Linked DNA regions of Mus musculus: region 2 is linked to region 1. Evidence: chromatin loops called from intact Hi-C (ENCODE). Cell type or tissue: heart. All regions are shown on one strand. Links, peaks and the distances in the headings refer to the core of each region. The heading gives the core; the rest is flanking DNA.

Region 1 (8,028 bases), core at 2,063-7,062:
TCCCCAGTGTCCTCCAATGCCCTCTTCCTCGTGTGCATACTTATGTCCAAGTGCATTTACTGTCTGTGCCACAGAGTACACACTGGGACAGAACACTGGTGCCAGGCTGTCCTGTGGCCACCACCCCTAAGCCTAGGCCTTCATCCAAGACCAGCCTGGAACCCGCTGTCCTCTGTAGTGTGGTGTACACCTTGTGTAGCAGGCACTGTACACCTTGTGTTCATGATTTGTGGATACGACCCTTCTGACACGACTTGGCAGCTACAGAGGGAGACACTTCTTGATAAAACAGAAAAAGAATGTTTTAATATGTGGGTGGGGTAGACGGTAGGCTTCTGAAGGCTTCCAATTTTCTTCTAGCTTTTTCAGCATGCTATGGCCATTGCTTTTGGGGAAAGAAAAAAAAAAAAAACTTGGCCTGGTAGCATAAAAACTAATTTAACGCCCCAAATTACCAACCAACCCTCTCTTCTCCCCAGATGAACATCACCCACACCCGGGTCATGATCATAATTCAGGCAAGCTCCCCATCTAGTGTCCATGTGGGAAAACTGCAACTTCTTCGAAATCAGTGTGACTTTATAAAGAACTATTAGGTGTGTTTAACAATTAGTCACTGGTAGCCATTTCGATGAGAGTGGGGCAGCACAGAAAAGCACATTCAGAGTCAGAATATGCCAGGTCATGGAGCTTTTAAAAAGCCATCCTACTCCTGACACAGGTAAACACACACACACACACACACACACACACCCCATTCAGAAACCAGAAGTTTTCCCTTTCCCGCTAGATGGCACAGCTCTCCTATAGAATGCACAGTGCTTCAGGCATAGCCCAGGGCTGGACATGGGCCTGGCTTGAATGGCAGCTGCTGCTAGACCCGATGGCACACATAGAAGGCAGAGGCAGTAAGGCTATGCTGCCCCCACTAGAACATAACAGAGTGCTGAAAAGATGGCTCCGTGGTGAAGAAAACTTGTTCTTGCTGAAGCCATGGGCTTGGTTCCCAGCATTCATATGATGCTTGCAAGCATCCCTACATCCAGTTCCAGGGAATCTGACACCCTCTTCTGACCTCCACAGGCACCAAGCACACACATAGTACTCACCCAGATACACATGCAGACAAAACACACATGCACATACAATAAATAAATCTAAAAGCATGGACCACTGCAGGGGACCTTATGCACACCAATATTCCTCCTGCAGGTTTGGGACAAGGGTCTATGTCCGGCCCATTAAAGACCCTAAAAGCAGCTTACCAGGAGCCCTTCAAATCTGAACAGCTGTGCAGTGCAGCTATGAAGACTTAGCTAGAGCATCCTCTCAGCTGGGGCTGCTTGCTCCTGTAACACCAGACATGTGCAGTAAAAGGGGGAATGTGCTTGCAAGGAACTAAGTCATTTTTATTCAGAGATGCTTGAATTTGCAAGCATCCCAGTTTTCCATTTTTAAGAAAAATGATTTCAAAATTTAATCAGAAATGAAATCTTCTTCCATGTTGAAATATTAAGCATTTTTGGCTTTTTTTTTTTCCCTTTTTTCTTTTCTTCTTTTTCGAGACAGGGTTTCTGTGTAGCCCTGGCTGTCCTGGAACTCTGTAGATCAGGCTGGCCTCCAACTCAGAAATCTGCCTGCTTCTGCCTCCCAAGTGCTGGGATTAAAGGTGTGCACTACTACCGCCTGGCCCCATTTTTGGCTTTCTTTACTCCTACAATTTTTCATTTTCAATTTTGTGCATATGGCCGTCTTGATTGCAGGTATGTACACTTGTTTATGTATAATTATACACACAACTGCCCTCATATGACAGACGCAGTTCTGAGACACCAGACATGGGTTCTCGGAAAGCAGTATGCGCTCTGACGTCCTGTGCCATCTCCCCGGCCTTTGCTTTTTACCTTTTGAGACAGTCTCATGTCAGGCTGACTTGCCTCCATCTACCTCCTGATCCTTCCAGGTTACAAATGTGTCACCAAGCCCAGAAAATCTTAAGCTTTGAGCCTCAGCTTCAATTGTCAGGACAGGTGCTGTATGTGCACCGCCCCACGAACCATTCGCTTTGAGCATGTTACACTGTTCTGGGGATGAGTTTTAACTTCTGACAATGTTGCCCTCATTCCCTCCTCCTCTCACCCTTCTTCCCATCCATGCCCTGCCTCCCACCCTCCTGACTGCATTATCTCTGACTTCATGGTGCTTCCACTCCCTCTTCTGGAATGTCCCCTTGGCCTTGGAAGAGGTGGCACTGGTGTCCCATTTGGGGCCTTCGTGTATTCAGACATATCCAAACTTGCTGAACTCCACACAGCACACTTGGGAGTCTCCCCAACAGACACCCAATAAACATCCACACCCTGCTGCCTTCCCTCAGGAAATGAATAGGTGTGGCAGATGCAGGCAACAAAGCCACTCTAGAACCTGCGGGACTTCAATGCAGGCAACAGAGCCACTCTAGAACCTGCGGGACTTCAATGCAGGCAACAGAGCCACTCTAGAACCTGCGTGGACTTCAATGCAGGCAACAGAGCCACTCTAGAACCTGCATGGACTTCAATGCAGGCAACAGAGCCACTCTAGAACCTGCGTGGACTTCAATGCAGGCAACAGAGCCACTCTAGAACCTGCGTGGACTTCAATGCAGGCAACAGAGCCACTCTAGAACCTGCGTGGACTTCAATGCAGGCAACAGAGCCACTCTAGAACCTGCGTGGACTTCAATGCAGGCAACAGAGCCGACTCTAGAAGCTATGGACTTCAATGCATTCATTTTCACCCTGTCCTTGCTGCTTCTGGTTCCTGCCTTGGCTTCCCTACTGAAGTTATTTCTGTCAGGGTGTTCTCTCACAACAGAAAAGAAACTGGAACACAAAGCATAAGGGGTGAGGATAATGGAATAGGACAGGAGGCACTGGCAGACAAAAAATAAAAATAAAAATGGCAAAGGCCTTGTACAAATAATTTCCGTTTGCGAGACCAAAGAAAGCCAGTCTTCCTACAGATGGTCTGAATAAAAAATGCCCCCCATAGTCTCCGGGTTCTGAAGACTTCCTCCTGCTGAGGATGCTGCTTGGGAGGTTTAGGTGGCCTTGTTTGAGGATGTCACTGGAGTTTTAACTTGCACCATTTAAGCCATTGACCATATACTTTCTCTCATGCATGCTTTTCTTCCCCCCCTCCCCCTCCCTCTCCACTCCCTTCCTCCTTCCCTCCCCCTCCTCCCTCTCTCTCTCTCTCTCTCTCTCTCTCTCTCTCTCTTTCTCTCTCTCTCGTGCTCTCTCTTGTTCCTATGGCTTACTATGTTTATCTCCCAGACCAAATAAGTAACTTTCTTCTAGAAACTGCCTTGGTCCCAGTGTTTTAGCTCAGCAACAGGGAAGTAACGAATATGGTCAGACCTCCATGAGGCACACAGGAAGCCTTGATAAGAACTCAAGAGATATTTACATCTACACGAATGTAAAAGTTTTACCTACTCAATGGTTTTCTCTCAGTGGAAATGAAGAGTCTTGTTTTCCCTAAAGGCCCTCATAGGCATCCTAACCCTAGGAAGCCAGGCCCCAACCACCTCTAAGCTTGTGCTGTTTCGATCCCTCCACCTTAAGCAACAGGACCCAGGCTACAAGGCAGCAGCAGTCCCCGAGTTCTACAGAGGCTGGATTCACACTCCGACCTTGGCCGCTTTCATCCCACTTACCGGCAAACACTGCTTTCCTTTTCACTGCGCAATGCCTCACAGCCCAGATCAGCAGGCCATGATCATTTAAGAACATCCCACAGGCAGCCAATACCCAGATCCCACAGCTGTGAAGTCAGAAATCCTAAGAAAGGCTTGTGCAGCAAAGCTTACTGGAACAAGTCAGGGTGGAAAAACTACATTTAAATTTTCCATGACTTTTAGAATATTCTCTGCCTATTGGAAGGCAAAATTAGTATATTCATTGCAATGAAGACTGAAGGGTGCTTCCCCTTTGGTCGCTACTGCTCCCTCTTCTGGATATTGGTACAACATCTGGCTTTCTGCAGGATAAACTTTTGGGTTGCATTTTCCAGGCTGTGAGGCGTCCTCTGGCCAGTGAGGGGAGCTATTGGACTGGTACAGGAGTTAGCTGAGCACTAAAGCACACTGCTTGTAAGAGGCCTTCCCTAAGTGCTACAGGAGGTCCATGTGTTAAGAAAGGGATTTAAAGGAATTAGTGACAGCGATTATAAGTTTACACAGACATGCTACACACAAGCATCACTACAGAGACATTCTACACGCAATCATTTTTAGCTGAGTCTGAAGAGTTTATTGCCTTCTCTGCTTCGTAGAGAACGTAGCATGTTTCTTCAGCACACCTTTTGAAGCGCATCGAGCATGGCTGAGTGTGTTGTATCTCTACTGTTAGTCCACTTCTCAGGACCAAATCATCAACTGTTCCAAGGTAATTAGTTACTTCTTGCAGTCCTTGGACACCATGCTTATGTTCACTAATTTTCTCCTTTCAGTATAGGCAGCAATTCACCGTTGTCTTTCAGTTCCTAAAAATTAAAGAGAGAGAGAGAGAGAGAGAGAGAGAGAGAGAGGGAGGGAGGGAGGGAGGGAGGGAGGGAGGGAGGGAGGGAGGGAGGAAAAAAAAGCATGCATGAGAGAAAGTATATGGTCACACAAAGGAAAAAGCACCTAAGCAACGAGGTTTTTACCTGTACCTGACACCAAAAGGACACACACTCAATTAAACCTACAGGCTTTCAACATGCCAGCATTCTTACACCATAAGATAGAAAACAAGGTGCAGGAGTAGAACACTGGCCTAACAGCCAAGGCCCTAATTCAAGTCTCTCTTTGCCCTCCTCTCTCTGCACAAGTAAAACTGAACATAAATTGTAGGTTAGAATTTATTTTAAAACTAAATAGAGTCACCTTTTTATTATATTCATGGAGACTGACTTCGGGCTCATTCCTTACAGATGATAATATGTAGAAGACACAGTGCACACCACTCCCATGCTAAACTATAATGTAAATGTTGCTTGGAAATAATGACAAGGAAAACGCTGGTACATTGTTAGGAGCATCCACAGATCTCCAGGAAGCTGGGAATGCTAAGCACACAGGACTATCATTTCAAAGGGAAATATGTAAACCTGTTCTTACATCCAGAAGCTGAGAAGAGGAGGCTTTAGGTGATCTGCAGGATCTGCTGATTCAGACCAAGCTTCATGAAGCTTCTACATCTAAGACTGAGGACATCTAATAGCTTAAGTGACCCTTACACTACCTGTAAAGTCAGAGGCTCCTCCAAGCTCCCACAGCCAGGCCCAGAGGTGGCTGACGGCCCAAAGAGCCTCCTCACCATCCAGGCAAGATCCTTCCTTAGGCCCTTAGCTAATAGAGGTTGCTATGTCTATAACCTATCCAGCTGGAAGAAACCTCATGGACTTTGAGTTGAGTTTCTTTTGCACTGGGAATTATATTGTATTGGGAAACTTTTTTCTAATTTATATTGGGATTAACTATGTTGGCCATAAACTGCCTGGCGTCAGATTCCCGAAGTTTGAGCCAGGCTGACGAAAGTCTCATTCTCCCTCTCCGGGTTTGTTTCTCCTCCTGACGTAACACCTGCAGGGACCTCTCACTCCATGTCACTACAGACTAAAAAACATTGTTTTGATATGGAATCTCTGGGTGTCCTAGAACTCACTAAGCAGCCAACTTACGGAAATCTTCCTGCCTTTGTGTGTCAAATGTTGGGATTAAAGGCATGTACATACTCCCAAGTCTTGCTTCTATAAATTAAAACACATAAACATATTTTTTTTATCTTCAGTGGTTGAATCTGCAAATACAGAACTCACAAATGGGAGGAAGAGCTGGCAAACAATGTCAGGACAAAGTTAAAAGGGTTCTAAACCAGTAGATAGATCAGTGACCACAAAAGCACTAGGCCCAGGCAGCCGTAACTCATCAATCAGGTAGACTTCAGTAGCATCGGGTCTTTCACGGTCTTCCTACACAAGCGAGCACTCTGCTGCGTCACAGATTTACAGCTAAGCTATGGTGGGAAGTGGGTGAACTCTACGGAGGAAGAATTCTTCCCTCTGAGACCCCTGGAGAGCTTCCCTCTCCTCTGTGGGCAGGCAGCTCACACATCTTCTCTAGCTCACACACCCTCAGCCAAGGGCCCCAAGTCTAATGGCTCCTCAGCCCATCTGCAGCCTGTCAGGGGTGCCTTTTCTAGGGTCTCAGACTGAGCAAGTCATTGAGTTACTAAGTCAACAAAAAGTACCAGTGCTCTAACAGAAGCCAATCAGAATTACCCTATGGAATGTGTACTAATGAACAGATGAAAAGCTGCACCCTGCAGAAAACACAAAGTGACAGTCCCCCAAACTGTGACACAATGTTCACAATGTAGGAGCAGCAGCACCAACTTGCAGCATGTGTTCTGAACAGGAATCATACAGTCATACAGTTCCCAAAAGGTGTCACCGACTTCCTGGCCTCCTAAGACCCTTTATCTGGCTCAGGCATGGCCCGTGAATCGTTCAGACAAGAACAAGCTCAAGAACATCTCGGATCTAAAGACAGTTTGTGACTTAATGTCTACCTGCATATGATATGTGTGCACCCAGATATGAAAGGAGCAAGTGCGCACTTAGCTTGTTGCTTCAGGGCTCCTAAAAGCTGCAGTGCTTTCTTTTCTCCATGAATGCGACCATTTACTAAGAAAACTACATCTCTACCTTATTCTTGCCCATACCTTGTTGTCAAAGTGCCATCAAACTTTGCACTTGACAGGAAATAAAGCCTGCCCTGTGCCTTTACACCTGAGTTCATTGATGGTTAGCTGGTCCAGAGTTTGTCCATATTAAGAAAGCCTGTTTTTAAAGCTTTTATTGTATAATGTTAACTATGTTTTACATTTTTTTTTTCCACTTAAAACTCAGAGAAACAATCAGAAGGCCAGAGGGCACTATCCTGCCTGGAGGAGGAGCTGCCCCAACATCTGCTGGTTACACCCTCAACACACTGAGCAAGGTGGAGAGCAGTGGGGTAGAGAAGGGTCATGAAAGCTGCAGTTTACAGCAACCAACACAGCTAATAAACACAGTTAGTTACTAGTAGATAAGACCACCTTGTAGCACATTTCAAAATGTCAGGTCCATTGCCAGGTATTGGCGGGGTATGTCTCCACTCAAGAGGCAGAGGTAGGCAATCTCTGAGTTAGAAGCCAGTTTGGACTACAGAAGGAGTTCCAGGACAGCCAAGGCTACACAGAGAAATTCTGTCTTGAAAAACTAAAAGGAAATGCCAGGCCCATTTAAAAGACAAAAGAAGTAAGTTTTTTAACTGTCTAATAACCATTTACCAAGTTCCTAAAATAAACAGAGCATCAGGAAGGATTTGAAGTAATAATGTAGGGCCGGCTTTGATGGCTCATACCCGTAATCTCAGAACTGGGAAGGCCGAGACAGACCATGATCTCCTAGTCTTCATCCTCACGCCTGCACGTTAAGGGTGGTTAAGGGAAAAGGAAAATGACCCAGAGAAACAATTACAACTAACAAAAAATAAAAATGCAGTAAGAATTTTAGAGCAGAGAAATGTTCCCAGCAGGAGAAATACACATTTACAAAAGAAGTTGGGCCCCAAAGGATGGAGATAAAAAGATCTAAATACGGAAGATACAAGAAAACCTAAAGTTTCGGGAACCAGGTAAAGATGGACTGACAGACAAGAAAACAGGGAAGGAAGCTGTGCAGTAGTTAGCACAGCAGGTCCTCTGAGGTCATCTGGACACTCAGCTAGAGCGTTTCCCTCTGCCTGGCAGCTGAGCAGGAGGAAGCATGAGACGCGCACCTACACTGACAGGCTGGAGAGGAGGAGCCCCACACCACCCCAGCTGGATGCTTAAACATAACAAGTATGTCAATTCTTGAGAACAGCAGTGAAAAGCTCTTACCTTGACAATATCCAATCCTCCAACAAGATCCCCTCTCACATACAGCTGAGGGTAGGTTGGCCAATTTGAGAACGTT
Region 2 (8,028 bases), core at 1,727-6,726, 1.6 Mb after region 1:
CCTCCCATATCCATTGTGACCTGAGGGCCCCACAGAACAAGACCATAAAACATCATTCCTATCTTGTCACCTCACCCTGACCTTTGAGACCTTTTCCAGAACCATAAAAAAAGATACTCACATAACAATAGCTTGAAGGACTACTAAAAGAATTGAAATTCTTCTTAGGAAGGAAGATGGAGCCACAGAGCTTATCAACATATTACTCGCTGCCTGGTATTTAACTGAGTTCATTTACCACTTTTTTCCTAGTTGATGGTAAGAGCCAGAACTTGGAGCCATGCCTTTCCCTACTGCTAGCTGGAGAGTGCATAGTTAATGTAGGATGGGCAAGGAAACACATCCACAGAAGAAAGCAGTGAGTGAGTGGGTGAGTGAGTGAGTGAGTGAATGAATGAATGAATGAATGACACATGAATGTGAAGTGTGCATCTAATGTCTGCTTTTGTCAGATCCTCCTATACACTTCATTGGCTTCTGCAAGTCCAGAGCAAATGCTTCCTCCTGCAGGCATAGTAAGACAACTTCAGTTCTCCAAGCCACACAAGGATGGGTGCTTCTGCTGTCCCTGCCCATGTCTCATGGCTAGGAGGAAAGCACAGAGGACAGCTTCACAGTTGCACAACCTGGGCATCTCACATCCCAGCATCTCTCCTTCTCAGAATGCCAGGGAGAAGGCATGGGCCATGCTTCTTGCACACAGGAGTGCATGTGCTATAAATGGGAATTGCATCTGTGGCCTCCAGGCATCCAGTTGCTACACACTCAAATCCAAGAGTGGCCACTTACCTGAGGAAAGTGACAGAGAGTCATCTCAGGCAGCAGGAAGTAGCTGGCCAGAGATGATGGGCAGACAGAAAATCTGCATTGCAGAGAGAATGTTCCTTAGGTAAAGTTATACCCTGATGACAGCTTCTGGGAGAGACATCTCTAACCTTATAAGGACAGGCTCACACCTACCTTGTCATTTTTGCCTCCATCTGTTAATGTCACCTCCACTCCACTCTTTCCCTTAGTTCCCCATCTGTCCTAACACTGACATCTTAAGACAGCCTCTAATCTCCAACCAACATCTCAGCAGCTCCTACCACTGTCTCTCTGATCTCCTTACCAACCAAATAGTGATTCCCACAGACAACCCTGAAATGCGCTGTCTTCTAAAAACTGTTCGAATTCCCTGAGCGCAGATGCCATGCTGGAACCCTTAGTATGTCCACAGTGAATGATCTCCCCCACCCCATCTATGTAAACTGACAAGATATTTCTGTCAAAGAGTTTCTTAGCGGAGAATGGGAATCAGAACCTCCTCAATGATGTCCCCAACCTTTCTTACATCGGTGACTATGTCTTTACAAAACTCTCCAAGGACAGAGGCACCATCAGCATAATCCAGACCTTGAAGCTGCCACGCATCCATAAGTGCTCTTTACAGAGAGAGATTCATGAGAGAAGTTTAAGTATTAAGGCTCGCACTGCCCTAGTCGCTTGAATCATAGAGCTTCTTGCCAAGTTAGAGAATGGAAGCTCCAGGCACAACTTTGCTCATGCACTGGGAAGCAGGACAAGACCTGTGTCTCCTGAGAGTTGTCTTTACTATGGTAACCCAGGCTGGGGACATGAAGCTTGTCACCACAGAAAGCTGGTAGGGATGTAGCTCAGAGCTCTGAGGCAAGGGTGGCTGGTCACACTCATCAGGGCTGTACCAAGATTGTGTGGATAGAGCAGGGAGGCAGGTGCTGGTGTCACCATCTCCCCACAGCTCCACTATTTCCTGCTGTCCTTGAGCTCATAAAGAATAGGACACGTACATGTGGGTCTAGACCAACAGTTTTCTCTTTTTTAAAAAATTTTTTATTATTATGTATTTTCCTCAATTACATTTAGAAAGCTATCCCAAAAGTCCCCCATACCTCCCGCCCAAAATATGGGTTGCGACCCCTTTGGAGGTCGAAGGACCCTTTCACCAGGGTTGCATATCAGATATCCTACATATCTCATATTTAATTACACTTCATAACAGTAGCAACATTACACTTATGAAAGAACACCGAGATGATTTTATGGCTGGAGAGTCACCACAACATGAAGGACCACAGCATTAGGAAAGTTGAGAACCACTGCTCTATACTACAGCCCTCTGTAAAAGGTGACCAATGAGCAATGGCAGAGAGACCTAGGTTGCTTCCCAGCACATGGTGCCCTTTATATTCAGAACAGAAAAGACTGCCAAGGTCCACCCAGCCAACCACTCACTGAGCATAACATTCTTTGCCCGGGAAGAAAAGGTTTTTGTTCGAATCCCATCATCGTATATTGGAAGGTAAGTGTATTTTCTTTGGGTTAATATGCACAGATTTTTAATTCCTTGGATTTTATTCCCAACCTAAAGACAAGCTTTGTTCTTACCCTGAGTACCCAGGAGGGTGTATGTGGAGGGGATGGTCAACACCTTCAGCAGCTTCCGTGTTACTGTCCAGGCCAATTACTACTGGATTATTAGCCATGCCCTTGGGTTCTCATGGGTTCACCCTCTGACAGAGCATTCTTCTATAGATGTATCTAGACCCTCAAGCAAGTCTTTGACTAAGTGACAATTGCTCAAGTCAGAAGCCATATGTAGGTGAACCTTACTTCAAGAACAACTGATGCAGGAGGGAGGACTCTGTGACTAAGCACTTGCTCGGCAAGTGTAAGGACCAACATTTGGGTGTCCAGACACACGTAAATGCTGGATGAGTGTGGTGTGCCTCCTGTAATTCTTGCCTCAAAAGGTAGGGACCGTAGATTCCCCAGACTAAGCTGGCTAAAACGAGCCATCTTAACGGGCTCTAGGTTTGAGAGACCCTGCTTCAGTGATTAAGGTAGAAGATCAATAGAGGATGGCTCCCAACACCAGCCTTACTTCCACATATATGTGCATATGTGTGCAGCTACACAGGTATGCCCCCACACACGAAAAACCTGCCCACACAGGTATGCAGCACACAAGAAATGGAAAAGGTAAAGCAAGGGCTGGAAAGTGAGTCGGGGTTCCCCACAGGCACAGAAGAAAGAGCAGCAATCCTGCCCTCCATCACATCTCCGACTCCTGCACTCATGGACAGAGCATATAAGGTGGCCCACGTGGGTTTGGAGTCCAGCAATGCATACCGATATTCTCTAAAACAGCTGCTGATGGGAGGAGACTGGAGATGGGATTCCATATCAGGGTGACAAGGTGACCAGGAGGTATGAGCTGGAAAACAACAAGGTTCACAGGGATACCCAGCAATTGCAAAGTCCCACCTAACAGCTTTCTGGTCTACTGTAAATGGAGGGGCCACTTTCATCCCATTGACCAATAAGGTCACAGAGGCCAAGTGACCATTAAGAGTCACCTGCATAGAAGTGGTACAACCAAATGAGAACCCAGCTCTATGGAGTTCTAAATCCACATTGTTCCCCGATAGAGAGCTGCTGGTGATGCTTTTCGGATATATATATACACACAATATATACACACATGGGTTAACATGCTCATATCTGTGTGTGCACAGAGAAACAAACAAAAAGGCTTCAACCCTGCTGTGACCTATGGGTTCTAGTGTTCTGTGAGAGTGCTCCCCTCCATGGGAGGCATAAGTCCATCCCTGCGGTCCTCTCACAGAGGCAGCATTGGGTCTGTTACTGTCTTCAGTTGGCCGGCATGAGCACCTGCCCAAGCCACTTCATCTTCACAGCACACGTTCACATCTACTCCCACCACACTTCCTGGCCTGGCTCCTACAGAACACTTTCAACCCTTTCTTTCCACTTCCCAAGTCCCAGAGCTGATCTCCAGGGCCAATCTGACTCCCTTGCCTGTGCAGTAAGCCAGCGCTTGCCCATCAATGATGGGCATCTGGCCCTGGCAGGTCCCTGTCCTCTGGGACTCACAGGCAGACAGGTAGCTAATCACAGTCAAGGGAAACATGGGATCCAGAAAAACAGCTTCTCTCCCACAGAAGAGCTCTTGTGTGCTCAGGGTGTCAGCCCGGTGGGAGAAGACCCAGGGGACTTTCTACATGCCCAGAGACCCCCACCTTGATAAGCCTTTGCCAGTGTGGCTCTGGGCCACAATTTGGTAAATAATGATAGAGCCATCCATCAGCCTGGTGGCATGTCCTGGACAACAGGGGCCTCTGCCAGCATGGTATTCTGTTTCTCAAAGCCCCCTTCCCGGTGCAGTTCCTTTATTCCAACTTGGGAAACAAAGCCTGGGAGTCCAGCCATAACAGACTTGCAAAGCCCACACGAGAAACTACCTGGGTTGGCAGGAGGGGTTCTGCTTGGTGGGCCTCTGTGCAGCTGCATAGCCTTAAGAAGAGTGAAGCAGACCCCTGGCCTGGTGGGTACTGGAAAGGGACCTCTCCAGTCTCCCTAGAAGGAGGCAGCTGGCCAGGGTAGTGTCATGTTTCCTGAGGAGCCTGACTCCTTTGAAAGCTTAAGGGTGCCATCTTGTGCTTGAGAGTTGTCAACGCACCCGGTTCCCAGTGGGATGCAGCAGGAGCTATCTGCCCGCTGCCTTTCTCCCCTTTTCTTCCTCTAACCCGGGGCTTCTTGACCTCTGTAGGATCCCCAGCTACCAGAAGGGTCTCAGTCCCGAGAACCTGTTGGGGGGGTGATGCTTATTTGAGCAGTCTGGCACCTGCCCTGCATCCTGAGTCACCTTCTCCGTGACACCTTGTTGGTGGTCCTGACCCTTTGATGCTGTGTTCTGTGCAGCCTGCAGGTAGGTGGGCAGGAGGGGACTGTGAGAGGCAGGGCCTAAAAATCCAAAAGGTACTTATTTATGAGAAAGGAAGAGAGAGATGTAAAAAAGGCGAAAGGGCAAAGGCGTGAGAGGAGAAGAAGGGGGCGAGGGAAGAGAGATGGGAAGGACTGTAGAAGACAAGAAGAGAGGGGGGAGCTACTGTACTTGCCTTTGGCTAATTGCAGCTGTAGCATCTAATTTCAGAAATTATTCTGTCTGTTCAGGAGCACGTGTGCATGTTCTATGGATTCAGAGGATGTGCACATTTGGGAAACTGACACAAATAAAGGAAAAAGCCACTGTCCCTAAGTGTACTGTCCCCATGGGTATCAGGTTCTTCATAGGGAGAGACTAGGGTGGGGGCAGTGTTTACAGAATTCAAAGTTAGGTCTTCCACCCACTGGATATCCTTCCCCCTGACTTCACTGCCAGACTCGCAGAAATGCCTGCTTTGAGTTTTAACTCATTTCCTCTTGATTTTTAGATTCAAACATCTTCAAATATGGCGGGGGTGGGGGTGGGGGCAGAAACAGAAGATATTTGCAGCAAAGAACAAAGTAAAGAAGACAGCAGAGGGTCCAAATGGTCCTCAGTACTTCATCAGGCTTAAATCTTCTTCTGTTTTCTCTTTCTGAAATAAAATCCAGGGGCAGCATTGAGAAACCAAATGCAGACATACACACAGAAAACACAGACAGACAGGGAGACAGCTGTACCATCTTCATAAACACAGAGCCAGCCCTTCCCAACTCGCACAGCCTGGCCTAAGTGACAGGGCATAGCTACTAGCCAAGGAGTTGTGTGGCAGTGTCACACCTCAAAGCCCATCACTGTGTAAGAGAAGTACACACTTACACACACACATATGAATAGAAGATCTAGAGAGGGCAAAGCTGCAAGTGTTTTGTTGGTATCTTTTGTGCTTTGAAGATAAACAGCCTCAGGGGAGTGAAGAGAAGGGACATGAAGATCACCCCAAGAAGGGAAGGAACCTGGGTCTTTAAGCCACCCTCTCTGTCTCTGACTCTCCAGGCTTGCACAGTGCAGCTATGAGGAAGGTGTGCCCTTTGCCATGCAACCCAGCATGCCACTAGGGTTACTGAGGGCAAGCTTTGGCCTGGCAGAAAAAGGTATGGAGCAGTGTCTTGCAGGGCTCTGTAGTTTAAACTCAACACAGATCGGGAGGCGTCTTGAGGTCTTACAAACTACACACACTAAGTCCCCATCTTCAGCAGCTTGGCTAAATGGGTGTTTTAATGCAAATTAGTTCAAATTGCTATCAAGAGTAATTATGGTAAAAGACAAGCAGCCTTTCCATCATCCTTCCCTCATTCAGCTCTTCTATGGTGTTTTTTAAATAACGTAGCCATAAAATTTCAATTGACCACTAAAAGAAGTGCTGCTGGCAATGGGGAGACAGAGGCAGGAAGAGGGGGCAAAGGTGCCATGAGCCATGGTCTATGGTGGGGGTCCACATGGTTCTCTCTCCTCACAGCTTGTCTTTGCTAGGCAGGGTTGCTCTGTGGGGATGAGGTGACTTCCCCAGGCGTTCAGACTGAGGTCAGGAAAGGGCACAAGGTCAGGGCAGCAGGGGAGATCAGGCCTCTGCTGCACTCGCCCCCTCCTTACCAGGCACGCCTCTCTTTCCCCACCTTCAGTTGCTGAAGCCAATTCATTATGATAATATTAGGTAAAACAGGCAAGCCTGTAAGATAGAAAAATTACATCTCATTTGTTCTAAATTTGCCCGAGTCTAACTCTTAAGGGAGGCCTTTACATATTTGCTAATGGGATCTGTTTCTTATTGCCCCAAAATGCATAAGATCCAAAAGGAATCAGATTCTCTTCCTGGTCTGAGTTATCATCGGAACACACACAACTAGAAACTTGATTTCACCGGTTCCTGCTTCGGGCATCCTTCGGTGTTCGGTTCCTGCTTCGGGCTCTAGGTGTCTGAAGGAGCTTTGATTTCCCAATTATGGCATCGTCTATAACATAAAACTGTTGTGTTCCCTTCATTAAAAGATTCAGTTGCAAATGCTGGGACAAAAATTACAAAGAGCCCCCTTTTTTAAAAAATGTGCACATTTATTGGGATTATTAAATCACAGCCGCTAATAGTGGTTGTCACCAACTTAATTTAAAAAGCTGATTATTACTCAAGCCCTCTGTATTTCAGGCCTGATCCTGAATCATTAGCAGTTGTGACTATTTCGTTAATTTGCAGATTAGGAACAAGTAAGTGCCTGTTTTGAAAAAAAATGTGGCCACTCGACCTTCAGCTACGGAGACTGAGTGAGTCAGGCCAGCTTCCAGAACAAAAGTATCCTGTCAAATAAATGCATTTTGATGCGGGTCAACTCGAGCAAAGAAACACTTTGGAGATCAACCGCCCGCGTCCCTGCAGCCAAAAGTCGGGCACAAAAGCCACTCCAGAAATGTTTAAATTAGCTGCCTCCCCAGTGGAGTCAAATCAAATCAAACGGCACACTCAGAGCCTAAACACGTTAAAAGATAGTCCTCGTGGGTAGCAGCCACTAAACCAATAGTAACTAGACAAAGGGGTCTTGGTGACCCTTGCTCAATAAAGATTTCTGGTGATGATGGGTACGAAGCGGAAGGTGCTAGGGCTGGGGAACAGACCCATCTCCTATGTGTTATTTCTATTGCGACATTTGTCATCAGTCAGATGATGGTAATAAAATTTGTAACTGTTTCCCTTATCCGCTGCTGCGATTTACCTCCTCTAATAGACAATGCGAGCGCTAAAAGGCCCATATACATCTTCATTACAGACTCCGGCGCCCGAGCCACTCTCCTCCAGAGACACTTTTATTCATTTTTACACAATTTGCCTACTGTACGGTACAGATGGTTTCTATTAAGTAAAATATCTGTTTTCTTCCAAATTTTTAGTTTTCATGATTCAATTACCTTAAAATGATTGTGCATTGTGTTATCTCCCCTCATGACTTAATTTAGCTCAAACACTCCCAGCATAAACTGTAAGCCCCGTTTCATCCGCTCAGAAAATCACCCACATACTGTGATGTTTCTAAGGGTTGTTCCACCCCGGCTGTGATTTCTGCGCTTTTATCAGTTTCTTTCACCCGCGTCTTAACTGTGTTGGATAATTTTCTGGAGATAAATTTAAATATGAAAGGGTGTACAGGGAAACTTCGGACTGATATTAAAATGGGATTTTTTTTTTCCTTCATTATACTGTAAGATGTGCGGCATGCTTGTGAGCAGGCACA

The links. Hi-C counts contacts between places; a loop is a spot of excess contacts. Peaks named below come from ENCODE experiments on the same cell type or tissue, not always from the same donor. Only the 100,000 strongest peaks of a DNase experiment are listed, where the experiment ranks them.
Region 2: it touches region 1 in a loop (5-fold over the local background); 5 of 42 quality-filtered maps call a loop at or near these places.

What each region holds. Positions count from the first base shown.
Region 1 is chr7:137,464,432-137,472,459 of GRCm38, reverse strand. It overlaps Glrx3 (glutaredoxin 3), which reads right to left. Exons shown (of 11, transcript NM_023140.5): 10 at 7,953-8,028; 11 at 2,829-4,527. The coding sequence ends at 4,477. Among named protein-coding and RNA genes, the nearest start is that of Glrx3, 31 kb to the right of the region's middle. In heart, for the core only: a CTCF peak has its summit at 4,055; no DNase peak of the experiment used is centred there.
Region 2 is chr7:135,833,673-135,841,700 of GRCm38, reverse strand. No RefSeq gene overlaps it. Among named protein-coding and RNA genes, the nearest start is that of 6330420H09Rik, 16 kb to the left of the region's middle. In heart, for the core only: a CTCF peak has its summit at 4,487 (motif pointing left); a DNase peak (open chromatin) is centred at 4,450; H3K27ac peaks cover 873 bases; H3K27me3 peaks cover 2,649 bases.